2 separate regions of the Homo sapiens genome follow, and region 1 is linked to region 2. The links are chromatin loops, found by intact Hi-C in ENCODE. Cell type or tissue: GM12878. All regions are shown on one strand. Each heading gives the region's core, and the rest is flanking DNA. Links, peaks and the distances in the headings are about the cores only. Region 1 has its middle 27 kb from the start of IL6. Region 2 has its middle 76 kb from the start of STEAP1B-AS1.

Region 1 (15,870 bases), core at 6,684-11,683, 58 kb before region 2:
ACCTAGACTAAGAGGTATTTTAGTTTTCTGACTTGGGCATGTTGAGTAAAGTCAATTTGCCAGTCCAGGGTGGGGGCAAATCCTCCAGCTTGATGTGTAGGGAAGGGAGGGGGCCTGAATAATCCTTGAGGAGTAGTAGAATAGCAGATGGAACACTGAGAAGTTATTTCCTTGAGGGTAGATTTTTACGATGGAAAGGAAATGAGAGGTTCTAAGGGGTGGGCTAGTGGCTTGTGCTGTAGCATAGCCTGCCTTTGCTGGTGTGTGGCGATTAGGCCTGGTGGAACTGCCATCAATAAATCAAGTGTGATCAGGGTGAGGAACAGGAAAGAAGGAAATATGGGGAAATGGGGTTGAATGTCTGGTGGATAAGAGAGGTACAGTCATGGTGGTCAGGTGTGGTATCAGGAATAATGTGGGAGGCCGGATTGAAGTCTGGGCCAGGAACAAGGGTAATTGTGGGAGACTTAACAAAGAGTGAGTCCAGCTGAAGGAGCCGGGGAGCAGAAAGTATATGTGTCAGGTGTGAGGAGGAAAATAGATTTTGGAAGTTATGAGAACTGTAGAGAGTGAGTTGAGCATAGTTTGTGATTTTAAGGGCCTCTAAAGTATTAGGGCAGCAGTAGCCACTGCACAGAGACATGATGACCAGCCTAAAACAGTAAGGTCAAGTTGTTTGGACAAAAAGGCTACAGGACATGATCCCGGTCCTTGTGTAAGAATTCCGACTGCACAGCCCTGCACTTCGGCTGTGTGTAATGAAAAGGGTTGGGATGAGTCAGGGAGAGCTAGGGTGGGGGCAGTCTCTAAAGCTGTCTTCAAGGAATGGAAAGAGGAGTGGGGAAAGGATTTAGGATCTATGGGGTCAGCTAGGTTTCCTTTTGTGAGTTTATATAATGGTTTTGTTAGGATGGCAAAACCAGGTATCCAGAGGCGAAAGTATCCAACCAAGCCCAGGAAGGAAAGGAGTTGTTGTTTTGTAGAAGGGGTTAGGGTTTGAGAGATCAGTTGGACATGATCGGCAGGGAGAGCACGTGTGTTTTTATGAAGAATTATGCCAAGGTAGGTAATGGATGGACAATAAATTTGAGCTTTGGAGGGGGATACCTGATATCCTTTGGAGAATAAATGCTGAAGGAGCAGAAGTGTGTCTTGTTGAGAAGATTCAAAGGAGGGGCTACAAAGAAGAAGATCCTCAATATATTGAATAAGGTGAGAAGCGGAGGGGTGGAAAGAAAGTAAATCATGAGAAAGAGCTTGGCTGAAGTAATGAGGGCTGTCCCTGAAACCTTGCGGCAACACAGCCCAGGTAAGCTGCTGGGACTGATGGGTGTCAGCGTCAGTCCAGGTGAAAGCAAAGAGAGGCTGGGACGAGGGGTGCAGGGGGATAGTGAAAAAAGCATTTTTAAGATCAAGAATGGAATAGTGAGTTGTGGAGGAAGGTATTGAGGACAAAAGAGTGTACGGGTTGGGCACCACAGGGTGGATAGGCAAAACAATTTGGTTGATAAGGCACAGATCCTGAACTAATCTGTAAGACTTGTCCGGTTTTTGGACAGGTAAAATGGGGGAATTGTAAGGAGAGTTTATAGGTTTTAGAAGCCTATGCTGTAGCAGGTGAGTGATAACAGGCTTTAATCCTTTTAAAGCGTGCTGTGGGATGGGATATTGGCGTTGAGCGGGGTAAGGGTAATTAGGTTTTAATGGGATGGTAATGGGCATGTGATCCGTTGCCAGGGAAGGAGTAGAGATGTCCTATACTTGTGGGTTAAGGTTGGGGGATATGAGAGGAAGACGCAAAGGAGGCTTTGGGTTGGGGATAAGGGCGGCAATGAGATGTGGCTGTAGTCCAGGAATAGTCAGGGAAGCAGATAATTTGCTTAAAATATCTCGGCCTAATAAGGGAACTGGGCAGGTGGGAATAACTAAAAAAGAATGCATAAAAGAGTGTTGTCCAAGTTGGCACTAGAGTGGGGGAGTTTTCAGGGGTTTTGAAGCTTGGCCATCAATACCCACAACAGTTATGGAGGCAAGGGAAACAGGCCCTTGAAAAGAAGGTAATGTGGAGTGGGTAGCCTCCGTATTGATTAAGAAGGGGACGGACTTACCCTCCACTGTGAGAGTTACCTAGAGTGTCTGTGATGGTCCTGTAGGCTTCTGAGGTGATTGGGCAGTGTCAGTCTTCAGCTGCTAAGCCGAGAAGATCTGGGAAGGAGTCAGTCAGAGAGCCTTGGGCCAGAGTTCCAGGGGCTCTGGAAGTGGCTGCCAGGTGAGTTGAACAGTCCGATTTTCTTGGGGGTCCCGCACAGATGGGACACGGCTTAGGAGGAATCCTGGGCTGTGGGCATTCCTTGGCGCAGTGGCCAGATTTCCAGCACTTGTAGCAAGCTCCTGGGGGAGGAGGTTCTGGAGGAACGCCTGGCTGCTGTGGTTCAGGTATTTGGAAGTTCTTGTGTGCTGGAGATGTGGCTGGGGTTTGTCTCACAGTGGAGGCAAGGAATTGCAACTTTTTTCTATTTTTGTACACCTTGAAGGTGAGGTTAATTAAGTCCTGTTGTGGGGTTTGAGGGCCGGAATTTAATTTTTGGAGATTTATTTAAAGTCGGGAGTGGATTGGGTAATAAAATGTGTGTTGAGAATAAGACGGCCTTTTGACCTTTTAGGGTCTAGGGCTGTAAAGTGTCTCAGGGTTGCTGCCAAATGAGCCATGAACTGGGCTGGGTTTTTCATATTTCATGAAAAAGAGCCTAAATGCTCTCTTATTTGGGATAAAGAAAAGGAGCATTAACCTTGACTATGCCTTTAGCTCCAGCTACTTTTTAAGAGGAAATTGCTGGGCAGGTGGGGGAGGGCTAGTCATGGAACGAAACTGTAAGCCAGACTGGGTGTGAGGAGGGGAGGTGATAAAAGGATTATAGGGTGGAGGAGCAGAGGCTGAGGAAGAATTGGGACCTAGCTGGGCCTGGCATGGAGGAGAGAGGTCAGATGGGTCTGTAGAAAAGGAAGATTAGAAAGACTCGGCGACACTTGGGGTTGGGACTGAGGGGACAGGCGGGAAGGAAAGAGGGAAGATTTGGGACGAGTTGCATTGGGAACACAGACTAGGGAGGACTGATGTGTAAAAGAATGCCTGGACGTCAGGCACCTCAGACCACTTGCCCATTTTATGACAAGAATTATTTAGATCTTGTAAGATGGAAAAAATGAAAGTGCTGTTTTCTGGCTGTTTGGAACCACTATCGAGTTTGTATTGGGGTCAAGCGGCATTGTAGAAGAAAATAAGGCCTTTAGGTTTTAGGTCAGGTGTGAGTTGAAGAGGTTTTAGGTTTTTAAGAACACAGGCTAAGGGAGAAGAAGGGGGAATGGAGGGTGGAAGTTTGCCCATAGTGAAGGAGGCAAGCCTAGAGAAAAGAGAGAGTAGAGACACGGAGGGAAGGGGTTCGGGGGTTCTTACCCTCCAGAAAAGTGGGAAAGGGGTCGGGGTGTGGAAATAAAGGGTTGGGGCACAGAGATAAGGGGTCAGGGTGTGGAGATAAGGGGTCAGGGCGTGGAAATAAGGGATCGGGGGGTTCTTGCCCCCTAGAAAAGCGGCACTTGCCACTCAGGGTGAAGGAGAAGGGGTTGGGGGGTTCTTGCCCCCCAGAAAAGCGGTACTTGCTGCTAAGGGTGAAGGACCAAGGCAGTCGTCCCTGCGTGGTTGGACACCTCTGAAACGTGGGTGAATAATCAGGCAGGCGTCCTCGCGTGATAAACATCAAGGGAAGACTGTCTTCCCGAGTCCGTGACAGGCACCAGAGTTTTGGGTCCACAGATAAAATGCGTCTCCTGTCTCTACCAGAAAAGGAAAGGAACTGAAATTAAGAGAAGGGAGAGATTGAAGGGTGGTGCCAAGATTGAAAGGAGAAAGTGGTCGAGGGATAGTGAGAGAGGTTGGAGAAGAGAGTAAGAAGAGGCCGCTTACCCAATTTAAAATTAGTGAGATGTTCCTTGGGCTGGTGGGTCTGAGGACCCAAGGTCGTAGGTGGATCTTTTTCATGGAGCAAAGAGCAGGAGGACAGGGGATTGATCTCCCAAGGGAGATCCCCCAACCTCCCAAGGAGGTCCCCCGATTCGAGTCATGGCACCAAATTTCATGTGCGTCCGTGTGAAGAGACCACCAAACAGGCTTTGTGTGAGCAACAAGGCTGTTTATTTCACCTGGGTGCAGGCAGGCTGAGTTCGAAGAGAGTCAGCAAAGGGAGATGGGGGTGGGGCCATTTTATAGGATCTGGGTAGGTAAAGGAAAATTACAGTCAAAGGGGTTGTTCTCTGTCGGGCAGGAGTGGGGGTCACGAGGTGCTCAGTAGGGGAGCTTTTGAGCCAGGATGAGCCAGGAGAAGGAATTTCACAAGATAATGTCATCAGTTAAGGCAGGAACAGGCCATTTTCACTTCTTTTGTGGTGGAATGTCATCAGTTAAGGCAGGAACCGGCCATATGGATGTGTACGTGCAGGTCACAGGGGATATGATGGCTTAGCTTGGGCTCAGAGGCCTGACAGTATCTTCCTGACCAGTGAAATGAAAGGAGCAAGAGCCCCGCTGCTTTCAACTTTCCCCTCAACCTCACACCTCCCCTCTGGAATTTTGACTTGGGAGGCAGGATTTCCATAACCCACATATCTGACCCTCTGCAAGCCCTCTGGGTTTCCTCTTCTCTCCAGAGCCCATCCAGCCTGAAGGTTAGGCTTTTATTTCATTTCTCCTTCCTCTCTGCTAGAGACTTCTCCAGGGCTTATCTTTTGTCTAAACTCTAGTGCAATATCTTAGTCTAAATGCTAAGTACAAGTTCAGGGAGAGAAATAACCTTGCTGATACAGAAACAAAAATTGAGAAATACTTCAAAAATTACCTACAGTGATCTATTTTTTATTAGTTTAACAATCCAAAGTGAGATCATATTACATATAATGCTCTGTTACTTCTGCTTCCATTTAATATTTCTTGAAGATTTTTCTATACTCATGTACACATATCTACCTCATTCTTTTTTTTTAAGAGCAGCATAGAATTCCATACAAAGTAATTTATTTAGTCTCCTACTGATGGACATTTAGGTCATATCCAGTTTTCTGTACAAACAATGCTCTAGTGAACATTACTAAATACAGCTTTGTGGTGTTTTGCATATTTGTGTGAGTATATCCTTTGGCTATATCTCTAGCAATGAGATTGCTCGACTAACTGGTATGTGCATTTAAGATTGACTAAAAAGGGCCAGGCGCGGTGGCTCACACCTATAATCCCAGCACTTTGGGAGGCCGAGGCAGGAGGATCATCTGAGGTCAGGAGTTCCAGATCAGCCTGGTCAATATGGTGAAACCCTGTCTCTACTAAAGAAATACAAAAATTAGTTGGATCTGGTGGCATGAACCTGTAATCCCAGCTACTCTGTCGGCCAAGGCAGGAAATCATTTTGACCCGGGAGGCAGAGGTTGCAGTGAGCAGAGATTATGCCACTGCACTCCAGCCTGGGCGACAGAGTGAGACTCTGTCTCGAAAAAACAAAAACAAAAAGATTGGCTAAAAAGGTTTTAGCACTTTATCTTATCTACTGATATGAAGTTATGCTTTTCCCTTAAGAGAATGGGTTTTTGTTGTTGTTTTAAAATTTTTTTTAATTTTTTGTAGAGACAGGGTCTCACTATGTTTCCCAAGCTGGTCTAGAACTCCTGGCCTCAAGCAGTCCTTCCATCTCAGCCTCAGCCTCCCAAACTGTTGAGATGACAGGCGTGAGCCATTGTGCCCAGAAGGGGAATGGTTTTTATAACTATGTCAGTGATTAATAGAACATGAGAATACATTTGGAAGAAAAGAGGGGAAGAAATAGGAAGGAAGGAGAAATAGGAATGATTACCAATGCATTGTGACAGATAAGATTCATGGGTGTTGAGAATCCTATAGACTGGGTGGGAATTCTAACTCTGCCATTTATTAGCTGTGTGACCTCAGTTTTCCCATTTCTATGGGCTGCTGAGAAGATAAATCACTTAATGCATATAATGTATTTAGAATTCCTTAACTGCTTGCTCTTAGTACTTTTATTATGCACCTAGTACTATGCTAAATAATTTAACATGTCCTTGGCACTGATGGGAATGAAAAAGGGAGTACTAGACTTTATTGTAGGCTAGTTGGGAAAACACAGCAAGCCCATTAGAAACTATCAGGAAACAACAAAGACCCAAAGCTCTAAGTGCTCTACAAATCCAGGTCTACTTTGGATTATTTTTGTGTGGCTAATTTATGTGGATTATTTAGGTAGATAATTTTTTAAAAAATCAGTTCCAACAAAATAACTTCTTATTTTTTGTTTTTTTGAGGCAGTCTCGCTGTGTCACCCAGGCTGGAGTGCAGTGGTGTGATCTTGGCTTGCTGCAACTTCCGCCTCCCGGGTTTCAGTGATTCTCCTGCCTCAGTCACCCAAGTAGCTGGGATTACAGGCACACGCCACCATGTCCAACTAAATTTTTGTATTTTTAGTGTAGACAGGGTTTCACCATTTTGGCCAAGCTGGTCTATAATGCCTGACCTCAAGTGATTTGCCCTTTGCGGCCTCCCAAAGTGCTGGGATTACAGGTGTGAGCCACCGCACCCGGCCCCAAATAACTTCTTTTTGTGTGTTTGATGTCTTGAAGAGCTCTCTTTAATTTTGCACGGGTTTCTTGAAAGCATTTCATAGGTCATATGACAGGTTGATATGTCAACCTTATTTTTTAAAAACTCAATTATATGTTTGTCACGGTTTCTAGAGAGTCAACATCCTGAAATTCTTTTAAAAATGTTATTAGTATATGTGTTAAAAAACAGCTTTAGAGTAAAGTTGAGGTAGATTTGGTTCTCCCATTTGGCTTCAAAGGGAAATTTTAGGCTTGTTTGTAGGATTTTTTGTTTGGTAAAATGTGAGAGTCCTGTGTGTGTCCCTGGTTGAGGATGTGGTGGTGCCTGCCCTGGGTCAGCAGAGGAAATGATGAAATAATGAAACTTAACTGTAGCACTCTCCAACTAGGAGATAAGGGGACAGCTACAGCTTTTTCCCAAGCCTGGCCCACTTACATGCTGAAGTATCACTGGCGATGCTATGGAAATTCTGTTTGGGACCATCTCCATTCACTCCTTTTACTCATATCTTACAGTTTTAGAGTGAGTCAGACCTGGACTGGAGCCCTCATTTTGGCTCTGCCTGTACCATCTTAGGCAAGTCTTTTAAATCTGTGCTTTTTCATTATCCAATGCAGACAATTGTCCATGTATGTGCATGTTCACAAGCACTTCAGGAGATTCTGATATGGGAGGAAGGTGTGAAGGACCTTTCAGGGAACTGAAATCCACAGAGGTGAACTGACTTGCCTAACACCACAGAGCTCATCAGTTTCCAGGTGCAAGTCGATCCAGAGTTTTCCAACTTTCTCTATTGATCCTCTAGTGTTGTCTCCTACTATAAGAGTTCAAAAGTTCTTCAGCAAGAGACACCCTAGACAGACCCATCATTCAGCTCAAAGGTGCACCAGCTCACCTGCCTGTCCTCCTTCCCAGCTTTTGCCAGCGCTACTGTCTTCCTCCTTAAGCCCCAGTAAAAACCTGGCAGTCATGGATTCCATGGATTCCTTCTCCTGTACCCCATATGTAATCTTCTGGAAGTCCTGTTGTTGTTGTTGTTGTTGTTGTTTTTGAAATAGAGTCTCGCTCTGTTGCACAGGCTAATGCGACAGACACAGGCTCTGTCGCACAGGAGTGGAAAGGCTCGATCTTGGTTCACTGCAACCTCTACCTCCCAGATTCAAATGATTCTCCTGCCTCAGCCTCCTGAGTAGCTGCTGGGATTACAGGCGCCCACCACCAAGCCCAGCTAATTTTTGTATTTTAAGTAGAGACGGTGTTTCACTGTGTTGGCCAGATGCCCAGCTAATTTTTTGTGTGTGTGTATTTTTAGTAGAGACAGGGTTTCACCATGTTGGTCAGGCTGGTCTCGAACTCCTGACATTGTGATCCGCCCGCCTTGGCCTCCCAAAGTGCTGGGATTACAGGCGTGAGCCACTGCACCTGGTGTCCTGTTGGTTTTAAACTTGTAAATAACTTTCAGATTTATCTACTTCTCTCTGACTCCACCACCAAGTCTCCATCACCTCCCATGTGGACGATAACTTTCTATCTGGTCTCAGGGCAAACTTTTCACAATGTGAATCTCCTCTCTCTCCATCACCTGTTTTAGAACCGTCAGACTGGGTGTGGTGGCTCACGCCTGTAATCCCAGCACTTTGGGAGGCCAAGGTGGGTGGATCACCTGAGGTCAGGAGTTTGAGACCAGCCTGGCCAATATGATGAAACCCTGTCTCTACTAAAAATACAAAAATTAGCTGGGCATGGAGGTGGGTGCCTGTAATTCCAGCTACTTGGAAGGCTGAGGCAGGAAAACCATTTGAACCCAGGAGGCGGAGGTTGCGATGAGCCGAGATCTTGCCATTGCACTCCAGCCTGTGCGATAAGAGCAAAACTCTGTCTCAAAAAAATAATAAATAAATAAATAAATACATAAATAAAAACCTTCAATGGTTCCCTATAGCTGTTAGTTTGGAAATACAACATGACATAGCCTCCCATGTCCTGCAAGGTCCTGCTCTTCAGTCTTAACCTCATCCCATTCTCCATCATTCTCCCTTCTGTGCGTCTTCTTCCAGCTCTCTGAATGTGTCAGCTCCTCCCTGCCACAGGGCCGCTGTGCATGACACCCACTTGCTGGAATACTTCTTTCTCTCTTCCTCCTCCTTTGCCCAGTCAGCTCCTACTCATCCTTCAGTTCTTACCTCAAGGCTCCCTTTCTTAAGAAAACCTTTTTAACTGCTTCCGGTTTGTTGGGTTCCTGTTACAGGCACTCCTAGGCACCCTCCCCCACTTTTTCTATATGCGTGCTCATCACAGTCTGTAATTAATACACTCATTTGTGTAACTACTTGATTAATTTCGGTCTTTCCCATCATATTATATATTCTACAAAAGCAAATAATGGGACTGATTTTGCTCAGTCCCTGAGGTACGAGTCACTGTTGTTCCCCTAGCATCTAGAACAGTGCCTGGCACGCAGTAGATCCTCAATAAAAAAAAATTGTTTAATGAATGAATGATGTTTATGTCCAACTCTTCCCTAAATCTCCCTTGATGTATCCTATCTGGCCCCCGTCACCCAAGGCTCATCTTTCATACATTTACACTTAGTTCAGCCATGTTAATACATGTGTATCTTTTATGTTCTCTTTATTGTAAGGTAACTTCTATTTAATATATTCCTTCTTGGCCATCTTTATTGATACTTTCTAATCTGAGTGTCTCAGATAGGAAATAGCAGGGACCTCGTGACTGTGAGGAAGGGAAGTACTTAGTAAATTACCCTTCCTCTCTCTCTTTTACTGAACTGCTGGGGAAATCCCTTTGATCATTAAAACCAGAAACAGAGTCAGGCTGGAGGCCACAGACTGTCATGATTTGCATCAAAGCTTGAGCCCTAGATAATGAGGAAAAGAAAATGGAAATCTGTAGCTCTTCATAATCCACTGAATTCCTTTGCCTGTGAGAATCATAGCACTAGGGTGCTCTCTGAGACCTTTGGATTGATCATGTCACAAATTTCATACTATTGTAAATCATAATTGCAAATTGCTTTAGGCTATAATCTATGCCTAGACAGACTCTAAAATTAGTAGATGGTTAAATCAGGCCAAACTATTGGCCTGAGGGAGAGATGGGGTGGGGAGGCTCTGAGATCTTCCCTGGGGCAGCTGGGAGTGTCCCAGAGAACCAGAAAGTTGGCATTGTGATATTAGGGACTATCCGAGATAAGGTATGTGGTGCCTTTGCACTTCATGCTTAGAATGTGCTGACAATTCTAGAGAGCAAATAGGCACTTATGTTTTAGTTGGGAAAGAAATAACCTGCATAGCTCTCCTTTTCTCCAAAGCACAGGCAAATTGGAATCTGCCTACTTGTTTATTAACATATTCCAAAGGTCTATCAAACCTTTAGAAAAGGGGCCATTTATTTTATTTTATTTCCTTTTTTTTTTTTTTTTTTTTTTAGACAAGGGTCTCACTATGTTGCCCAGGCTGGTCTTGAGCTTCTAAGCTCAAGTGATCCACCAGCCTCGGGCTCCCAAAGTTCTGGGATTACAGGCATGAGCCACTCCACCTGGCCAAGGGACATTTCTTTAAAAATGCAATCCTGAGTAGAAGATTCTATAACATACACTCACTGTTGGCAAAGAAAGGGAGCTTTTTCTGAGTACCTTTTGTTGCAAAACCATTGAATTCCTGCCTGTTGAACTCTAACAAGTTTGTGACATGAGAAAAGACACAAAATCGATTGAACCCACCAACTCTGTTGGCTGCTGCTTCTGTTTAAGTAACTTCAGTACTAGAGCTGGGAAATCATGATCCAGAATTTAAATATAAGCACATTCCCTATTGTAACCTTCATTGTACTTTTACTCTTCCTTTATGGACCTCATTACAATGTGTAATCATTTGTTATTTGTGTTTTTTTGTTTGTTAGTTTGTATTAAGAGAACTGAATTGTGCCTTTTCTACTAGACCTTAAATTCCACGGGAGCAGGAAACTCTATTTTGATGACTTCTGTATCTGTTTGACCTAGAACCATCTTTGTATAGGGAGATGCCCAGTAAGCATTCACAGGTGTCAACCGCTGAGTCTCTGCTGCAGCCTGAAGGCAGTCATCATGATCATCTCCATTTTATAAATGAGGAAGCTGAGCACAGAAAGGTTAAGTAATTTGCTAGTCACTTGAGGAGCCAGGATTTGAACCTAATAGTTTGGATAGATAATTACACTCTTCTGCCACAAATAAACATTTGTTAAAAGAATGAAGGCTCCACAGGGGCAGATTTGGAGTAGCCCTGGCTATGCTATGTATGAATCACTCAGGCAGACATTTTTCAGTGAGCTGGGAAGTCCTGATTACGGTGTGCCTGAGCTAGCGGGTGTTAGGTGAGGGACTGGGGAGGGTGTGGTAAGTGGAGCAGGAAAGTCTTGTCAGAGGTACTTCAGAAGCCAAGGAGGTCTGGCCTAGTCTATTTCATACTACTCCTTTTTTTCTGGATCAAGAGTTAAAGTTCAGGCTGTTTTTATTCCTGGAAGCAGAACGGCCTAAGTGGGAGAAACCTTGAATGTATTTTCAAGGTTCCTGAAACCAGACTTAAGAGCTTGTGTGCTTTCCAATTGTGTAAGTGGTTCTAACCCTCTCTGATACCATTGACAATCTAGAGTAGGTTCAGGGAGATTCACCCTGACTTGTGACATGCCCTCTTTCTTAAATATGATTTTATTTTTTTAACTAGGTCTTTAAGATTTTTTTTAAAAAACTAGGTCTTCACAATTATTCATGCTTATAGCTTTTGAAAAAGAAACCAACCAGTACAGAAGGATACAAAGTGAAAGAAAAAAAAAAAAACTCATTCTCATTTATTTTTCCAGATGTCTTTTTTGTACTTATCAGTACATATCAACCACTGTATAGTCTCACATTGTTTTCACGTAAATGGGAACATACTATGTTATCTGTTCTGAATTTTTTTCTTTTTTAAAAATTTGAGGGGACTGCTGGGTTATGGTAGCTTGAACACATAATTTTGTTGTATTCCAAAAACTCCACTAAAACTGCAGAATGGAGGCTGGGCACAGTGGCTCATGCCTGCAATTCCACCACTTTGGGAGGCTGAGGTGGGCGGATCACTTGAGCCCAGGAGTTCAAGACCAGCCTGGGCAACATGTCAAAATCCTGTTTCCACAAAAAATACAAAATTTAGCCAGGCATAAAATACAAAATTTAGCCAGGCATGGTGGTGCATGTCTGTAGTCTCAGCTACTCAGAAGACTGAGGCGGGAGGATTGCTTAAGCAGAAACACATAAAGATATGGACCCTGCGCCACCCAGATCAGTCTACAGAGAAGGTCAAAATCAGTGAGCCCCATCCTCAAGGCTTCCAATCAACATAGACAACCAGCTATGTAAGGACATCATCTAACACAGGAAAGTCCAAAATAAACAGAAAAGTAATTTGTGCAGGTAGAAGAAACATGACATTAATATCCTCAGGGAAAATATTTCTTCATGCACAAGACTACACCCTAGAGAATGTGACCTGTGCTAGCAGAAACACATAAAGCTTCAACAATTCCCGGAAAGAAAGAGAGAACAGAGAACATGGAGGAGATAACATTTTTCAGAACTGATGGGCGTGGATTTTGAGGTTAAAGGGTCCCAGTGATGTTCAGTGTAATGGATGAAAAAATACCTCCAGCATAATGTGAAATTTTATCACATTAGGGATAAGGAAGATTCTATAAGCTCCCAGAGAGAAAATAAAACAACAATAAAAAAAAAAAAAAACAGATCACGCACAAGAGATCAGCAACTTCTTACCAGCAGCACTGAAAGCCAGAAGACAACGGACAATGCTTTCAAACATGTGAAGGACATTTATTTCCAACCTAGATTTCTATTGCAAGCCAAACTGTGGATCAAGTGAGAAGAGAAAACAAAACAACACATAACAAAAAGATAATTTCAGGCAGGCAACTCAAAAAAACATTTTTAAGTCTTCTTTCTCAGGAAGCTCCTGGAGGATACATTTCATATGGATGAGTAAATAAGCCAAGAAAGAGGAAGGCATGGAATACAGAAAGCAGAAGATCCATCGCTGTGGAGAAGGGAAAGGGAATCTCCTGGAGAGTGGTGAAGGGAGATCCCAGGATGACGATTACACATTAATTGAAGAGGGCAGTCAGTACAGATTGGAACATCGTGACTCAGGAGGTGGCTTGAGTACTGTCATTGCCAAATCTTCTGCCATTATACTTGTCTTTTTAAAAACTGGTAGGAAGCACATAACATAAAATTTAATATCCCCCAAATTTTAAATTGTACTGTTCAATAGCGGTAAATATATTCACATTGTTGTGGAACAGATCTTTAGAACTTTTTTATCTTGCAAAACTGAAAGTCTATACCCATTGAACGATAACCTCCTAGGCCCCCTCCCTTTAGCCTGGTAACCACAATTCTACTTTCTGTTTCCATGAATTTGACTATTTTAGATACCTCATGTTAGTGGATCCAGAGAGTATTTGCTTTTGGTGACTGACTTATTTCACTTAGCATAAAGTCCTCAAGGTTAATCCATTTTGCAGCATGTGACAGATTTTCTTCCATGTGAAGATTGAATAATATTCCATTGTATGTACATACCATATTTTGATTATCTCTTTATTCACTGATGGACATTTAGGTTGCTTCCACCTCTTGGCTATTGTGAATACTCTTGCTGTGAATATGGATATGCAAATATCAATTTGAGATTCTGCTTTCAATTATTTTGAATCTATACTCTGAACTGGGATTGCTGGATCATATGTTACTACTATTTTTAATTTTGTGAGAAACCACCACACTGTTTTCCTTAGCAGTCGCACCATTTATAATCCCAGCAACAGTATACAAGGGTTCTAATTTCTCCACATTTTTGGCAACACTTATTTATTTTTTTATAGTAGCCATTCTAATCGGTGTGAAGTGATATCACGTTGTGGTTTTGATCTCCATTCCTCTGCTGATTAGTGATGTTGAGCACCATGACTGTTGGCCATTTGTATGTCATCTTTGGTAAATGTCTGTTTGAGTTCTTTGGTCACTTAAAAAATTGAGTTATTTGATTTTTTTGATGCTGAGTTACAAGAGTTCTTTATACATTCCAGATATTAATCCCTTATCAGATATATGATTTGCAAATATTTTCTTTCATTTTGTAGTCTACCTGTCCATGATGTTGATCGTGTCCATTGATGCACAAAGTTGTAAAGTTTGTTGTAGTCCCATTTGCCTATTTTTCCTTTTGTTGCCTGTGCTTTTGGTGTTACATTCAATAAATCACGGCCAAATCCAGTGTTATGAAGCTTTTTTCCAAATTTTCTCTTCTTATTGTTTCTTTTCTTTCTTTTAATTATGTGGTGTTTTTTTTAAATTTGTTTTTCATATCCTTTCTTCTAGGAGTTTTATTGTTTTGGGTCTTATTTTTAATCTTTAATCCATTTTGAGTTAATTTTTGTAGATAGTGTAAGATACTGATCCAACTTCATTCTTTTGCAGGCAGGTATCTTGTTTCCACAGCACCATTTGTTGAAGAGACTATCCTTTTCCGTTGATTGGTCTTGGTTCCCTTGTCAAAGATCATTTGACCATATATGTGAAAGTTTATTTCTGGGGTCTCTATTCTATTCCATTGCTCTGTATATCTGTCTTTATGTCAGCACCATGACATTTTGATTATTGTTGATTTGTAATATGTTTTAAAATCAGGAGTTGTGAGTCCTGCAAATTTGTCTTTTTTTTTTTTCAAAATTGTTTTTGCTATTTGGGGGTCTCTTGAGGTTTTATATGATTTTTAGGATGTGTTTTTCTAATTCGGCCACAAATTCAGTAGGAATTTTGATAGGATGCATTGACTCTGTGCATCACTTTGGGTAGTACAGACATATACTACTAGAAGATTAGTTTGATTGGAATGAGGTTACAGACCAGGTGCAGTGGCTCATGGCTGTAATCCCAGCACTTTGGAGGCTGAGGCCAGTGGATCGGATCACTTGAAGTCAGGAGTTTGAGATCAGCCTGGCAAACATGGTGAAGCCCCGTCTACTAAAAATATAAGAATTAGCCAGCTGTGGTGGCACACATCTGTAATCCCAGCTGCTCAGGAGGCTGAGGCAGGAGACTCGTCTGAATCTGGGAGGCAGAAGTTGCAGTGAGCTGAGATCACGCCACTGCACTCCAGCGTGGGCAACAGAGTGAGACCCTGTCTCAAAAAAAAGAGTATAAAGCAAGCAAGTAGAAGAGGGGAGACCATTGGAAATTGATAAATTGATGGGACTGACTAGCGGAACACTGCACTGAAAGGCCATTTGCTGGTGTGGAAGAGTTAATATAATAGGTATAAAGATTCTCAAGATAAGCTTAAAAAATGGCAATTATTAAATTCAGGGAAAAGAAACAAGAATAAACACTTTCATAGCACACTGCAATGCTTGCTGTGATTAATATTTGCATGGGAATATAATGCAAATACTGAATAGTTAATCAAAAAATATAATGTATTATAAAGTCATAAAGAGAAAGTACAGTCCTAGGAGAGCTAGACCATCATTTACCCATTGTAGGAAGTCAATAATGAATCAAAAAACAGCAGAATTCTGTTTAGAGCTGTGTTATCCAATATGATTGTCACTAGCTTCAATAGCCATATGTGACTACTGAGCACTAGAAATGTGGCTGGTCCAAATTGAGATATGTTGTTCGTGTGTACTACTCACTGAATTTTGAAGATTTAGTAAAGAAGAAAAAAAAAGAACATAAAATATCTCATTAAGAATTTTTACCTGGGCACAGTGGCTCATGCCTGTAATCCCAGCACTTTGGCAGGCTGAGGCAGAAGGATTGCTTAAGCCCAAGATTTCGAGACCATCCTGGGCAACAAAGTGAGATCCTGTACCTACAAAAAATAAAAAAAAAATAGCAGGACCTGGTGGCATGTGCCTATAGTCTCAGCTGCATGGGAGGCTGAGGCTGGAGGATTGCTTGAGCCCAGGATTGCAGTGAGACATGTTCATGCCACTGCACTCCAGCCTGGGCAGCAAAATGAAACCTTGTCTCAAAAAAAAAAAAAAAAAAAAAAAAGAATATTTATATTGATTACATGTTGCAATGATATATTTTGAATGTATTAGATTGAATAAAAGATTTTATTAAAGTTCATTTTACCTATTTCTTTTTTCTT
Region 2 (15,870 bases), core at 3,939-8,938:
TCCTAGTTTCATAGGTCCAGAGATGGAGAGGAATTTTGCCCAGGATAGACCATACAGATTTCAGCAACACCTGATTTAGATGATGCAATTTGTAACTTTTTGAGTTGGTGATGTTTAGATTAGATTTGGAACTTAAAGTTGATGCTGGAATGGGTTAAAACTTTTGGAAATGTTGGCCTGGGGCCATGCTGCTGCTGTGCCCTGCCTTCTGTGGCCCAAGCCACCACTGCACTTCATCCTCTCACCAGAGCCCATGCCACTGGGGAACACCCCAGAGTTTTCTGGGGCCCATCTCTGCTGCTGCTCTGAATACTCATACCCCAGAACCCAGTGCTGCTGCAACTGCCTGCAGGCCATACCAGACCTGGCACCAAGAAGGATCCCCTCGGTTAGGACTTCTTTCCCTAGAGGAAAAAGAGCTAACAGGGAGATCCCAGAAGTCTTTGCCGCCAAGGATCCCAACAGCCTTTGCTGCTGCTGCCATAACTTCAGATATCTGTAGCCTTGGCTGTCTAGGACTCCTAGAGTTGTCCCCAGTGCTGACCTCAATGATAGAGCTGCATGAAGAGTACACCACAGCACACTCTCTGAAACCAGAGCTGCTGTACCCCACCCAACTGGCGTTCCCACACCTTCCTGGAGGTGAAAGTATTTCCCCCACTGAGGCTAATCTGTAATGTCTGGAATAGGTGACTGCTCCCTCAAGTGTGCAGATATCAATGCAAAGCCACAGGAAATACAAAAAGTCAAGGAAACATGACACTACCAAAGGAGCACAATAATTTTCTTATAACTGACCCCAAATAAATGGAGGTCTATGAATTGCTTGAAAATGAATTCAAAATAATTATTTTAAAAAAGGTCAGTGGGATACAAGAGAACACAGGTAGATAACTCCACAAAATCAGGAACATAATGTGTGAACAAAACTAGAAATTCAACAAAGAGATAGAAATCATGAAAAGAACCAAAAAGAAATCTTGGAGCTAAAGAATACAATGAATGAAATGAAAAATGCAGTAGAGGACTTCAACAGCAAAGTCAATCAAGCTGAAGAAAGAATCTGTGAACTTAAAGACAAGCCTTTTGAAATTATCTAGTTGGTGGAGAAAAAAGAAAGAAAAAGTAAAAAAAAAAAAAAAAGCTATGGGACTTATAAGACACCATTAAGTGCCACAATATTTGCATTACAGGGGCCTCAGAAATAGAAGAGAGAGAAAAGGGAAGAAAGCTTATTTAAGAAATAAGGCTGAAAACTTATTAAACCTTGGGAGATACAGACATTCAGATTAATGAAGCTCAAAAGTTCCCATTCTCAACCCAAGTAAGTCATGACAGAGACATATATATATATAATCAAATTGTCAGAAGTCAAAAAAAAAAAAAGAAATTCAAAAGCAGCAAGACAAAAGTGACATATCAGACACAAGAGAATCTTCATAAGGCTGTCAGCAGATTTCTCAGCAGAAACTTTACAGACTAAGAAAGAATGGGATAATATATTCAAAAGGCTGAAAGAAAAAACTGTCAATCAACAATACTTTCTCCAGAAAAGCTGACCTTCAGAAATGAAGGAGAGATAAAGACTTTCCCAGATAAACAAAAGCTGAGGGAGTTTATCACCACTAGACCTGTCTTACAAGAAATGCTAAATGGAGTTCTTCAAGCTGCAATAAAAGGACACAGTTACTAAGATGAAAATATATGAAAGCATAAAATTTGCATGTAAAGGTAAATATTATAGTATAATATTATACTATAATATTTACAGTATTTATAGTATTATAGTATAATATTTGATATTTTATGTTTGATAAATATAGCAAATTCATGATATTCTCATATGTAATGGTATGTAAGTCACTTTTAACTCTATAAAGGTTAAAAGATAAAAGTACTAAAAGTATAACTACACTATTTCATTAGTGGATACATAATATAAAAGATGTAAATTGTGACTAAAAAAAACCCATAAAATGCGGGGTCAGAGAGAGGCAAAAGTATAGTATTTGTATGCAACTGAAGTGAAGCTGTTATCAGCTTAAAACAGACTGCTATAAGATGTTTTATGTATGCCTCATGGTAACCATGAAGCAAAAATCTATAGTGTATACAAAATGATGAAGAGAACAGAATCAAACATACCACAGCAAAAAAAAAAAAAAAAAAAAAAAAAAAAAAAAAAAAAAAAAAAACCCCACAAAGGAAGACTGCAAGAGAGGACAAAACGTACAAGAAAACTACTGCATAGTCAGAAACAATTAACAAAATGGCAGGCTGGCACAGTGGCTCATGTCTATAATCCCAGCACTTTGGATGGCTGAGGCAGGAGGATCACTTGAGGCCAGGAGTTCGAGACTACCCTGAGCAACATAGCAAGACTCTGTCTCTACAAAAAATTTTAAAGAATTAGCTAGGCATGGGAGTACACACCTGTAGCCCTTGCTACTCTGGAGGCTGAGGTGGGAGGATCACTTGAGCCCAGGAGTTTCAGGAGTTCAAGGTTACAGTGAGCTATGATAGTGTGATTGTGCCACTGCACTTCAGCCTCAGTGACAGAGCAAGACTCTGTCTTTAAAAAATAAAATAAAATAAAACAATAAGTCTTTACTATCAAAAGTGACTTTAAATGGATTAAATTCTCCCATTAAAAAATAGAATGGTTGAATGAATTAAAAAGAAGACAATTATATGCTTCCTATGAGAGATTCACTTTAGCTTCGAGGATACACATAGGCTGAAAGCAGAGGGTGGAAAGAGATATTTCGTGAAAATGGTAACCAGAAGAGAGCAGGAGTGGTTATACTTATAACAGAAAAAATAGACTTTAAGTAAAAAACTGTTACAATAAAAGAAAGAAGATAATTGTTTAATGATAAAAGAATCACTTCATCAAGAAGATATAGCAATAGTAAAGATTTATTCACCCAACATTGGAGCAACTAAATATATAAAACAAACATTAACAGAACTGATAATATTAACATAAACTGATAATACCAATACACTGTCATTAGTACAACATTAACTGGTAATATTGGTATAAATCAAATATTAACAGAACTGGTAAGGAGAAATAGTACAATAATAGTAGAGGACTTTAATACCCAACTGTCAACAATGGATAGATTGTCCAGATGGAAAATCAATACGGAAACATTAGGTTTAAACAATCCTATAAACCAAATGGAATCAACAGACATATACAGCACATTCCATCCAACAGTAGCAGAATATACATTCTTCTCAAGTGTGCATGGAACATTCTCCAGGGTGGATCATATATTATGTCATAAAACAAGTCTTAATAAATTCAAGAATATTGAAATCATATCAAGTATCCTTTCCAACCATGATGGTATAAAACTAGAAGTAAATAATAGGAAAACTGGAAAACTCACAAATATGTGGAAATTAAACAATATACTTTTGAGCAATCAATGGGTCAAAAGAGAAACCAAAGGGAAATTAAAAACATTGAGACAAATTAAAATGGAAACTCAACATACCTAAACTTATTGGATGCTGCAAAAGTAGTTCTGAGGAAGACGCTTGTAACAATAAACACCTATTTTAGGAAAGAGAAAGATCTCAGAAAACAACCTAACTCTATACCTCAAGGAACTAGAAAAAGAGCAAACTAAGCTCACAGTTAGCAGAAGGAAGGAAATAACAAAGATCAGAGCAAAAAATAAATAAAATAGAGATTAGAAGAATAATAGGAAAGATCAACAAAACTAAAGTTTTTTAAAAGACAAGATCGACAAACCTACACTGACAAAAATTGACAAAATTGACAAACTAAACAATTTTAGTTTGGCAGCCAAAATAGACAAAGTTAGACTGAGAAAAAAAGAGAGAATACTCAAATGAAATCAGAAATAAAAGAGGAGACATTACAACTGATCCCACATATATGCAAAGAATCATAAGAGAATAGGATGAATAGCCAACAAATTGGGTAACCTGAAAGAAATGAATAAATCCTTAGAAACTACATCCTACCAATACTAAATCATGAATAAACAGAAAATCTGAGCAGACCAATAATGGGTAATGAGATTGAACCAATAACAAAAATCTCCCAACAATGAAAAGCCTAGAAACAAATGGATTCATGGGTGAATTCTGTCAAACATTTAAAGCAGAATTAGTATGAATTCTTCTCAACCTTTTCTAAAATACTGAAGAAGAGGGAACGCTTCCAAATTCCTTTTATGAGGCCAGTGTTACCCTGATATCAAAGCTAGACAAGGACACTAAAAGAAAAAAAACCATATACCAGTATTCCTGATAAACATAGATGCAAAAATCCTAAATAAAATACTACCAAATGGGATTCAACAGCACATTAAAAAGATCATTCACCCCAAACAAGTGGATTTATCCTTGGGATGCAAGGATGGTTCAGCTTATGCAAATCAGTAAATGTGATACACCACATTTAAGAATGAGGGATAAAAATTATATGATCATCTCAATAGATACAGAAGAAGTATTCTATAAAATCACCCTCATTTCATGATAAAAATTCTCATCAAAAAGGGTATAAAAGGAAAGTACCTCAATGTAATAAAGGCCATATAGGACAACCCCACAGCTACTATCATACTCAATGGTGAAAAGTTGAAAGCTTTTCTTCCAAAATCAGAAGCAAGACAAGGATGCCCATTCTTGTCATTTCTATTCAACATAGTGCTAGAAGTTCTAGCCATAGTAATTAGGCAAGAAAAAGAGATAAAAATATCCAAACCAGGAAAGAAATTAAATAGTTTCTGTTTGTAGATAACATGATCTTGTACATAGAAAACCCTAAAGATTCCACCAAAAATCTGGTAGAACTAATAAAAGAATTTAGTAAAGATGCAGGATACAAATTTAACGTATAAAAATCACTTGTGCCTCTGACACTAGCAATAGAATATATGGAAAATTAATAATTTATTAAGAAATTAGGAAAACAATTGCATTTATTGTAGAATCAAAAAGAAGAAAATACCTAGGAATGAATTTAAGTAGGTGAAAGATCTGTGCACTGAAAATTATAAAACATTAATGAAAGAAATTAAGGAAGACTGAAATAAATAAAAAGATATCCCGGGTTCATGGATTAGAAGAAATAGTGTTTGTTAAAGTGTCTATACTACTCAAAGCAATCTTCACATTCAATGCAATCCGTATAAAAATTACAGTGACATATTTTACAGAAATAGAAAAAGAAATTTTAATTTGTATGGCACCACAAAACCCTGAATAGCCAAAGGAATCCTGAGAAATAAGAACAAAGCTAGAGGAATCACACTATCTGATTTCAAATTCTCTTATAAAACTATAGTAATCAAAACAGTATGGTACTGGCATAAAAACAGTCACAGACCGGTGGAACAGAACAGAGAGCCCAGAAATAAACTCAAGGAAATATGGTCAACTAATCTTGTACAAAGTATCCAAGAAGACACAATGGGGGAAAGCATAGTCTCTTTTATAAGTGGTATTAGGAAAATGGAATAGCCATATGCAAAAGAATGAAATTGGGCCCTTTTATCATACAAAGAAACAAACTAAAAATGGATTAAACACAAGCCTGAAACCAAAAATTCTAGAAGAAAACATACGGGAAAAGCACCTTGACATTGGTCTTCATAATGATTTAGTAAATATAACACCAAAAACATGTCAACAAAAGCAAAAGTAAACAAGGGGAGCTACATCAAACTAAAAATATTTTGTGCCACAAAAGAAACAACAAAATTAAAAGGCAACCTATGGGATGGAAGAAAATATTTGCAAACTATATATTTGATGAAAAGTTAATGACCAAAATATATAAGGAAGTCATATAACCTCAACCTCAATAGCAGAAAACAAAATAAAACAAAACAAAAAACAATTTAAAAATGGGCAAAAGACCTGAATGTCTATTTTTTCAAAGACAACATACAAATGACAAACAGGTACATGGAAAAGTGCTCAACATCACAAATCATCAGGGAAATGCAAATCAAAATCACAATGAGATATCACTTCATGCCTGTTAGGATTGCTATTTTCAAAATAGGAATCCTATTTTGAAAAATAGTAAAAGATAGTAAGTGTTGGTGAGGATTTGGAGAAAAGGGAACTCCTGTACACTGTTGGTGAGATTACAAATTTGTGCAGCCATTATGGAAAGCAGTTTGGAGGTTTCTCAAAAAATTATGACCCATCAATCCCTTTTCTCAATATGTACCCAAAAGAAATAAAATCAGTATTTCAAAGAGATATCTGCACTCCCATGTTCATTGAAACATCATTCACCATAGACAAGATATGGAAACATCATAAGTGTCCTTTAACAGATAAATGGATAAAGAAAATGTGATTTATATACTTATTATATTTATAATGAAATATTATTCAATGTTTAAAAAAAGAAGGAAATCTTATTATTTGTGACAACACGGATGAACGTGAGGACATTATGCTAAATGAAATAAGCTAGACACGGAAAGATACGTACTGAATCATCTCACTTATGTGTAGAATCTAAGCAAGTTGAACTCATAGAAACTGAGAGTAAAACGGTGGTTGCCGGTAGTTGGGTGGAGGGGGAGAATGGGGGATTTTGGTCAAAGGGTAGAAACTTTCAGTTATAAAATGAATAAGTTCTGGAGATGTACTGTACAGCATGGTGACTATAGTTAACAATAAGGTATTGTATGCTTGAAATATGCTAAGAGTAGATCTTAAGCGTTCTCATCACCAAACCCAAAAAGCGGCAATAGCAACAAAAAAACCAGGTAACTATGTGAGGTAGCTATGTTAATTAGTGTGATTGTGGTAATCACTTCATAATGTTTATATATAACAAAATGTCATGTTTACAACTTAAATTTATAAAATATTTATTTGTCAATTGTACTTCAACAAAACTGGAGGGGGAAAAAGTGAGACCTAAATAAAAGTTAGGGAGAAGGCATTTTAGATAGGGGGACTGGCTCAAGCAGAAGAACCAAGACAGGAGATAGTATGGCACATTTACAAGCAGGAAACCTATAGCTGGCATAGCGGTGACACTCAAGTGAACAATGGAAGATGAATTTGTAGGAATGAAAATATTAGACTAAGAATTTTGAACTATTTTCTCTAGACAACAAGAAGCTATAGAAGATTTTTAAAGGGGTGGAAACTTGTGGCATTTGAGGAAAATTAATCTGTCAGTAGTATAATATGTAAATACATAAGCTATGGGAAACGTCGGGAGAATAGATAATGTATCTGTCTTATCCATCATTGTCTCCAAAGCACCTAATTCAGTGCCTGGCATGAGGTCCGAGTCAAAGGAGATAATTTGTGAAACAATAAATGAAAGAAGTATTGGCAAAGTTCAGTTAGAAGGCTATTGCACAAAACACCCAGTGTTACGAGCTGAGGCTAGGGTAGTAAAGAAAAGGAATGGCTACATGCGGGAAACTTCACATAGGAGAATCTGTTGTGTATAGTGACTAATCACATATCCAGGGAGAGGGAGAAAGTGAAGTCCAGCATGACGTGAGTGCTTGGGAGGGAAAGGTCCAGAAGAGGAGTTGTTTGGATAAAATGATAATGAATTTGGCATTATTCATACATTTATTCATTCACTCATTTATTTATTTTATTCAGTCAAATGACAGCATTTTAGGCAGAGGGAAAACATAAAGGAAGTAAAGCAGGAAAGAGCTTAGTTACTTCAAGGCATTGAAAATATGACAGTGAAGTGGAGCTTGGTGTGCAAGGAGGAGAGTGTTGCCGCATGAGATGATAGAGTATGTAGGTGCTGAGCTGTAGGGAGTGGGAAACAGAGGCCTAGAACTCTGGTGAGACGTTAGATTGGGAGATACTTAATTACTAGTGGAGATTCTAGACAATTTCTCAATGGCCTTCAGAGATTGCTTGGCTCTGTGGGAAACCTGGTGAAATGCTTTTCAGATACCCATGTCTAAAGTTAATTTAGCATATTGTTCCAGGACAATGAAGCAGAGACTGCTGTGTAGGTGGCAGTTTGATAATCCCTCGCTGTAGTGACCTGGTCATAGGCCTTAAACACCGTAATTTTTTTTTTTTTTTTTTTTTGAGACGGAGTCTCGCTCTGTCGCCCAGGCTGGAGTGCAGTGGCGCGATCTTGGCTCACTGCAAGTTCCGCCTCCCGGGTTCACGCCATTCCCCTGCCTCAGCCTCCCAAGTAGCTGGGACTACAGGCGCCCGCCACCATGCCCAGCTAATATATATATATTTTGTATTTTTAGTAGAGATGGGGTTTCACTGTGTTAGCCAGGATGGTCTCGATGTCCTGACCTCGTGATCTGCCCGCGTCGGCCTCCCAAAGTGCTGGGATTACAGGCATGAGCCACCGCACCTGGCCCAAACACCATAATTTTATATTTATGTATCAAAATATTAAAACCAACCATCTTTTATACATAGGGGAGGCCATATGGTATTATGGTTGTAAACTCTAAAGTCAGACTGCCTGAGTTTAAATCCTTGCCCTGCTACTTCCTACTTGTGTGATCTTGGGAAAGTTTCTTAACCTCTCTGTGTCTCATACTCTTCATTTCGAAAATGGTGGTAATCGTAGTGCCTCCTTAATGGGTTTATATGGAGTATTGGATGAAATGGTTTATATCGAGTGTTAAGATCAGTGTCTGGTATATAAAAATGTTTAATAAATATTAGTACTGTTATGATTAGTGAAACCACTTACAAAACATAAGTTGGAGTATGTTTAAAAATAAAAAATAAAATAAATAACGCAATTTAAAAATGGGTAAGGGAACTGAATAAGCATTTCTCAAAAGATATACAAATGGCCAACAGATATAAGAAAAAATGCTCAACATTGCTAATCATTAGGGAAATGCAAATTAAATCCACAATGAAATATCACTTAACACCTGTCAGAATGGCTGTTATCAAAAAGATGAAAGATAAGTCTTGGCAAGGATGTGGAGAAAAGGGAATCCTTATAAACTGTTGATAGAAATGTGAATTAGTCCAACCATTATGGAAAACTGTATGGAGGTTCCTCAAAAAAATAAAAATAGAATTACCATATGATCCAGTAATTTCATTTCTGGGCATTTACCCAAGAGATTTGAAATTATCTTGTACTCCCATGTTCACTGCAGCACCATATGCAATAGTCAAGTTATGAATCAACCTATGTGTCCATCAACAGACAAACGGATAAAGAAAATATGGAATTGAATACTACTCAGCCTTTAAAAACTGGGTGCAGTGGCTCACGTCTGTAATCCCAACACTTTGAGAGGTCAAGGTGGGAGGATCTCTTGAGGCCAGGAGTTTGAGACCAGCCTGGGCAACATAGCAAGGCACCATCTCTACAAAATTTTTCTCTAAAAATTAGACATGGTGGGGCACACATGTAGTCCCAGCTACTTGGGAGGCTGAGGCGGGAGGCCCCCTTGAGCCCAGGAGTTTGACGCTGCAGTGAGCTATGATTGCATCACTCCAGCCTGGGTGACAGAGCGAGACCCTGTCTCAAGAAATGAAAAACAGGCAATAGTGTTGGCTCACACCTGTAATTCAGCACTTCAGCAGACTGAGGCAGGCTGATCACTTGAGGCCAGGAGATTGAGATCAGCCTGGCCAACATGGCAAAACCCCGTCTGTACTAAAAATAGAAAAATTAGCCTGGCATGGTGGCACACACTTGTAATTCCAGCACTTTGGGAGGTCAAGGTGGGCAGATCACTTGAGGCCAGGAGTTTGAGACCAGCCTGGTCAACATGGTGAAACCCTGTCTGTACTAAAAATACAAAAATTAGCTTGGTGTGCCATTGCTTGGACTCAGGAGGTGGAGGTTGCAGTGACTGTGCCACTGCACTGAAGCCTGGGTGACAGAGTGAGACTCTATCTCAAAAAAAAAAAAAAAAAAAAAAAAAAAACCATGAAATTCTGTCATTTGCAACAACATAGATGGAATTGGACAACATGCTGAATAAAATGAGCCAGGCACAGAAAGACAATTACCTCATATTCTCACATATATGTGGATTCTAAAACACTCGAATTCATAGAGCAAAGGGTAGAGTGGTGGTTACCGAGGCTGAGCGGGGGCAGGAAATGGAGACATGATGGCCAAAGGGCATGAAGTCTCCGTTAGACAGGAGGAATAAGTGTTTTTTCATTGAGCTTTATTGCATAGTGTGGTGAATATATTTAATAATAGTGTACTGCGTATTTCAAAATGGCTAAGGGAATAAATTTCAAATGTTCTGACCACAAAAAATGATAAAAGTATTTGATATGAATCAAAGTATTTGAGGTAATGAATATGTTAATTAGCCTGATTTAATTATTTCATATTGTATTCATAAATCATAGCATCACTTTGTACTCCATATAGTTATAAATTATTAATTTACAATAAAATTTAAAAAATAAACTTAAAAAAGGAACCAATACAGATATTCACTCAACAAAGGTCATAGTTATGAATAGATTTTGTTAAACTAAGTATCTGCCAGATTGGTCTCCACATTGATTGTACCAGTTTATAGTCCCACCAACAGTGCACATAAGTGCCAACATTTCTGCCAACACTTCCTATTACACAGCTTTCTAATTTTCTACTAGTCTAACAAGTATAAATCAAAATCTCACCATTTCTTTAATTTTCCATTTTACTGATTATCTTTTACTTTGAGTATTTAATGGTATACTTGATAGTTTTTTTGGTTTTCTTTTTTGGAAATTGTCCATTTATAGCCTTTGCTGATTTTCCTGTTGGGACTGCTTTCTTTTTTTGACCTTCAGGAATTCCATGTATATTCATTCTAGTTGCCATCTCTCATTGGTTTTAGACATTACAAATATCTTTCTCTATTTTTTTAATTTTTTTTTTTTTTTGAGACGTAGTCTTGCTTCGTCGCCCAGGCTGGGGTGCAGTGGCACGATCTTGGCTCACTGCAACCTCTGCTTCCTGGGTTCAAGTGATTCTCCTGCCTTGGTCTCCCAAGTAGCTGGGACTACAGGTGTGCACCACCACGCCCAGCTAATTTTTGTATTTTTTGTAGAGATGGGGTTTCACCATATTGGTCGGGCTGGTCTCAAACTCCTGACCTCCGGTGACCACCCACCTTGGCCTCCCAAAGTGCTGGGATTACAGGAGTGAGCCACTGTGCCCGGCCTTCTTTCTCTATTTTTCAGCTGTCCTTTAATCTTGTTGATAGGTCCTTAATTGAAAAGAAGTCCTTAATTTATTTCTTTGATTGCCCTCATCCATGTCAAATTATACTAACACCTTTTACTGTCTTTGTTGGAATTTACTAAATGATATGACAATGTCATGTTAGATGCCTTGTTCTTGTTTCACTTACCCTTCAGCTGTTGTACATTACTTTTTTCTGAACCCAGTAAACTGTGCAATCTTGGATTTAGTAAAAGTCAGGAAATGGCAGGCCTTATTCAATAACAGAAAACACTGCAACTAATCAGGAACATTTGGTACTCCAGCACATTTCCTTGCAGTCAGGCTGCTCACATGTGGATTTGATGTCCTGTGGTTGGGCCAGAAGTTACAGCCTCCTCTCAAGGGCCCCTTAGGGTACCTGCTGAGACACATCAGGGCAAGCAGCAAACAGCTCTTTGGCCATTAGTGCAAGTGACAGCAGGTGTGAACAGAACAAGCAACAGCTGGACAGGAGCTCAGGGGTCATGCAGTTCGACCCCCATTTTACAGATGCAGGAAGTGGGGCCAAGGGAAATAAATGAGCTTGTCCTAGTCACACAGCTGTCAGTGAATTGCTAGGACTAGAACCCAGATCTCTTGACTCCCAATTAGCGTGTTTTCAGTTTTTCTGCCTTCCCCAAGAGGATGTCAGAAATCATTTTTTGAAGGGCTCTCAATCGGATCTTGGACTTAATCCAGGAGGTCAGCAGCCTCCAGAATTTGGACCCATTTAACCTCTCCAACCTTATCTTTGGCCATTCTGAGTTAGTACCTGCCTCATTCCTCTAAAGCTCCATGCTCTACTCTTACCTTTAGGCCGTTACATATGCTGTAGTCATGCATGATCATGCCAGGCATCCCCTTCCTTCTTCTCCCTGCTGATCTCACCCTTCAAGTGCTCATCTTTGGAGATGTAGTACTACCTCTTTCATGCCACTACTAACTAGCATTAGTCTCTCCCTTCTTTAGGTTTTCATAGCATCTGTGGTCTACACAAATGCAATTTAGGCTTGATTATATGCTACCTTTGTTTTCTGGAATATTTCTGTTGTACAACTGAGCAAATCACTTAATGTCTCTGTGCCTCACTCGATGTATTCACTAATAAAAAAGGAAGATTCATAAATCATCTCTAAAGATGCTTCCGTATAACAATCTATGTCTCCATAAGATTTTACACTCCTCAAGGAAAGGGACTCTTTTTTCTATTTCTGTTGAAATTCCCTTAGTCTACTTGTTCTCAGCTGGGGACAAATCTGCTCCTTAGGGACATTTAACAATGTTTGGAGATATTTCTTGGTTGTCACAGCTGGGGAGGGAGGTGCTTCTGAAATCTAGTGAATAGAGGCCAGGGACGATGCTAAACATTCTACAATGCACAGGACGGCCCTCTACGAAAAGGGGGTTTTCCTGCTCAAACTGTCAATAATGGCAAACTTGAGAGATTCTGCCTTAGTCTCTAAGCCAACACCATGAACATATAGTAGACACTGAACAAATACTTTTGTCTTTCATTCAAAGAGGATTATCCTCATAGAAGGAATGCTGTCAGATATGGAGCTGTCAGGGGAATGAAGAAAAGCAAGTGAGCACTCTTGCAAAACAAAATGCTAAGCCAGAGAAGAGAATCTAATTTTCCTTAGTCAAGAGGCAGAGTAGGGAGTACTGTAAAGAAGAAAATGTTGGATGGATGAAAGCTGAGAGCTGAGAAGTTATTTACTTTGTAGGAGGTGTTGACTTAAATAGCTCATCTTTTAGATATCTCTAGGGGAATAGCTTGTGATTGTGGTAAACAGTGGTAATAACATTGGAATACGTGAAGGAAAGTTCTGGGAACTATAATTTATGTTGTCAAGAAGACTTGTGTTTATAAGATCCTTATTCTTACCTTCATTTGAAATAAAGTCTGGGTGATGAAAAGTGTCTTTAATTTACAAATGAGGCAAGGAAATTGGTTCAAAGGGCTCTGAACACTGACCCCCCCAAAAAGACTCTTTTTTCCGTTCCCTATTCAGGATTTTTGGGGATGGGGATGATGGATGACTAATTGCTTTCAGTGACTCCTCCCAGCCTCTGCCTTGGCTGTGCTTCCAATGTTCTTCCTCATCATGCCATGTCTGCCTTTCTCCTTAGGTTATAACATGCAAGGAAACCAATTAATTACTTCTTTGTCCCCCATCCCCTCTCCTCTTCATCATTTAATAAATATAATAGGAAATATCCTGGGCATAAAAAATAGAAAGCTCCTGAAAATGTTAGGATTGGAGGGAAAATCCATGACCTACAAATTCTCTTGAGATGGATATCATTATTCTCAACCTCTCGGAACACTTGGCAGGAGATTCCATTATTAGTTCTCCTTGCTACCAGAGGTATTTGGCAAGGTTTTTGTTTAGATTTCTTTTGGGGAAGACATGCTTAAATTAAACATTGAAATTCATGAGAATATTTCAGTTCCTTGTAAACTTTTCTAATCACACTTCAAGTGAGGTATTATTTGTGGCTTCTCAATGAGGAAAAGTTCTCCTGAGGGGAACTTCCAACAGTTCATTTCAGCAGGTCTCTGAGTTGATGGTCAAATGCAGTGCATCATATAACAGGCTGAAATAGGTATATAAGCAGTACTCAAAACCACTTTTAATGGCTTAGATTCTTCTCTGTTGCATAGGATTATAGATTGGATCATAGAAAAATGAGTTCTCAGCCAGTGATACCTGGATTCCTTTTTCAGTGTTTCCAGTAACAGAAAAGTAAAAGAATTGAAGCACCTCTTTTTTTTTTTTTTTTAACTTTCCTGTAAAGGTTTTTTGGGAAAACATTCTGGGGCAAGGACTGAGTGACTGTGGTATAACCAGTGTACAGACCTATGTATAATAGAAATTTGATGAATAAGTGTGGCTCATTTGCTGCCACTGTATTTTTTGGCAGATGAATGCATGATATCTCTTGGTAAAATGGCCCAGAAGAAACACAGGAAGGAGTTATGAAAAGATAACACCCGTAAGTGTGACTACACATTTTGTGATCCAGTCATCATTTCTGTAAGTCTGGAATTTTGTTTTTGCACGCTTCTTTAAGGTTGCCTTTTCCACCTTCCATCCTGTTTCCTTAAAAACAGCAAATAACAATCTACAAGGAACTGAGTGTAAGAAAGTTGAATTACTACTATAAAACCTCTCTGTTGGTGGGCCCCTGCTTGGGATTTTTTTTCTTCTTCCCCCTTTTGTGATCACTTAAAAATACAATCCCAAAAGAGTTAAGGCAGCTCTTTGTTTGGTCTCTGGTTTTGCTTTCATAGGTCTTTTATCTCTGTGTGGCTGGGTGCAACTGAGGCTGGTTTTACAAGAAGCTACCAATAAATCTCAGAATGGGAAGAGATGAGTAAACTCTTACTCTGAAGGCAGAGTTTGTATAAGGGAAGAAAGGGAGATCCCTTTTACATTTTATGAGAATGCATTATTTAGCGAGGCTCTATTTGATAGTTCTCCTGATTCCTTATGTGGGAAGGTATGGCTCAGTCCCTAGCTACTTCTTATACTCCTTAGGAAAATGGGTTTGCTCAGTCATTGATTTTTGAGCATTTCACTTTAATTCTGTTATTTTCTTGAATATAGAAGGTAAAACCTTTTGCAAATAACTTGAAGAAGAATGTGGTAGGCAGAATTCTAAGAGGGCCCCAAGATTCTGGACCCTCCTCCATGTACACATCTCCTGCATAATGGATATGATGCAGGACCATGAGTGTAATGGAGTTTACTCCTGTGATTAGGTCATGTATATGGCACAGTTTACTTACGAAAGGGGGATGATCTGGTGGCCTGACTGAATAACATAAGCCCTTTAAAATCAGAGAGTTTTCTCCAGCTGGTGGCTGACAAGAAAGGCAGAAATTTGACACAGGAGAATTTGACATATTTTTATTGGCTTAAGAAGAGAAAGGGCCACGTGGTAAGGAATGTAGATGACCTCTAAGGGCTGAAAGTTGTTCCCAGCTGGCAGAGTTCAGTCCTACAACTGTTAAGGAAATGAATTCTGCCAACAGCCAGAGAGCATGGAAAAGGACCCCAAACCCTAGAGGAGAATGCAGCCCCACCTTGATTTCAGTCAGGGAAGATCCTGAGGAGGGAATTCAGCTACACTATATCTAGACTTCTGAGCTATGAAAATTATGAGATAATAAATTTGTGTTTTAAGTCACTAAGTTTGTGGTAATTTGTGACACAGTGATGGAAAACCAATATGAAGCAGGAGAAAGCTTTTGGGAGAAGAAAGCTATGTAAAACCAATATTCTCATGTTTGGTTCTAAAACAAAGTCATTGTGATGGTCAATTTTGTGTGTCAACTTGGCTAGGCTATGGTGCCCAGTCATTTGGTCAAACCCTAGTCTAGATATTGCTATGAAGGTATTTTGTAGATGTCATCAACATCTACAATCAATTCACTTTAAGCAAGGGTGATTACCTTCCACAATGTGGGTGGGCTTCACCAATGAGTGCTGGTTTTAAGAGCCAAAACTGAAGTTTCCCAGAGAAGAAGGAATTCTGAGAGACTGTAACATCAAAATCCTGCTTGATTTACCAGCATGCCAGCCTGCCCTGTGGATTTTGGACATGCCAGCCCCCACAATCCTGTGAGCCAATTCCTTAAAACAAATGCT

The links. Hi-C counts contacts between places; a loop is a spot of excess contacts. Peaks named below come from ENCODE experiments on the same cell type or tissue, not always from the same donor. Only the 100,000 strongest peaks of a DNase experiment are listed, where the experiment ranks them.
Region 1: it touches region 2 in a loop (4-fold over the local background); 2 of 110 quality-filtered maps call a loop at or near these places.

What each region holds. Positions count from the first base shown.
Region 1 is chr7:22,692,026-22,707,895 of GRCh38, reverse strand. No RefSeq gene overlaps it. Among named protein-coding and RNA genes, the nearest start is that of IL6, 27 kb to the left of the region's middle. In GM12878, for the core only: no CTCF peak of the experiment used is centred there; a DNase peak (open chromatin) is centred at 9,475.
Region 2 is chr7:22,631,193-22,647,062 of GRCh38, reverse strand. No RefSeq gene overlaps it. Among named protein-coding and RNA genes, the nearest start is that of STEAP1B-AS1, 76 kb to the right of the region's middle. In GM12878, for the core only: no CTCF peak of the experiment used is centred there; a DNase peak (open chromatin) is centred at 6,582.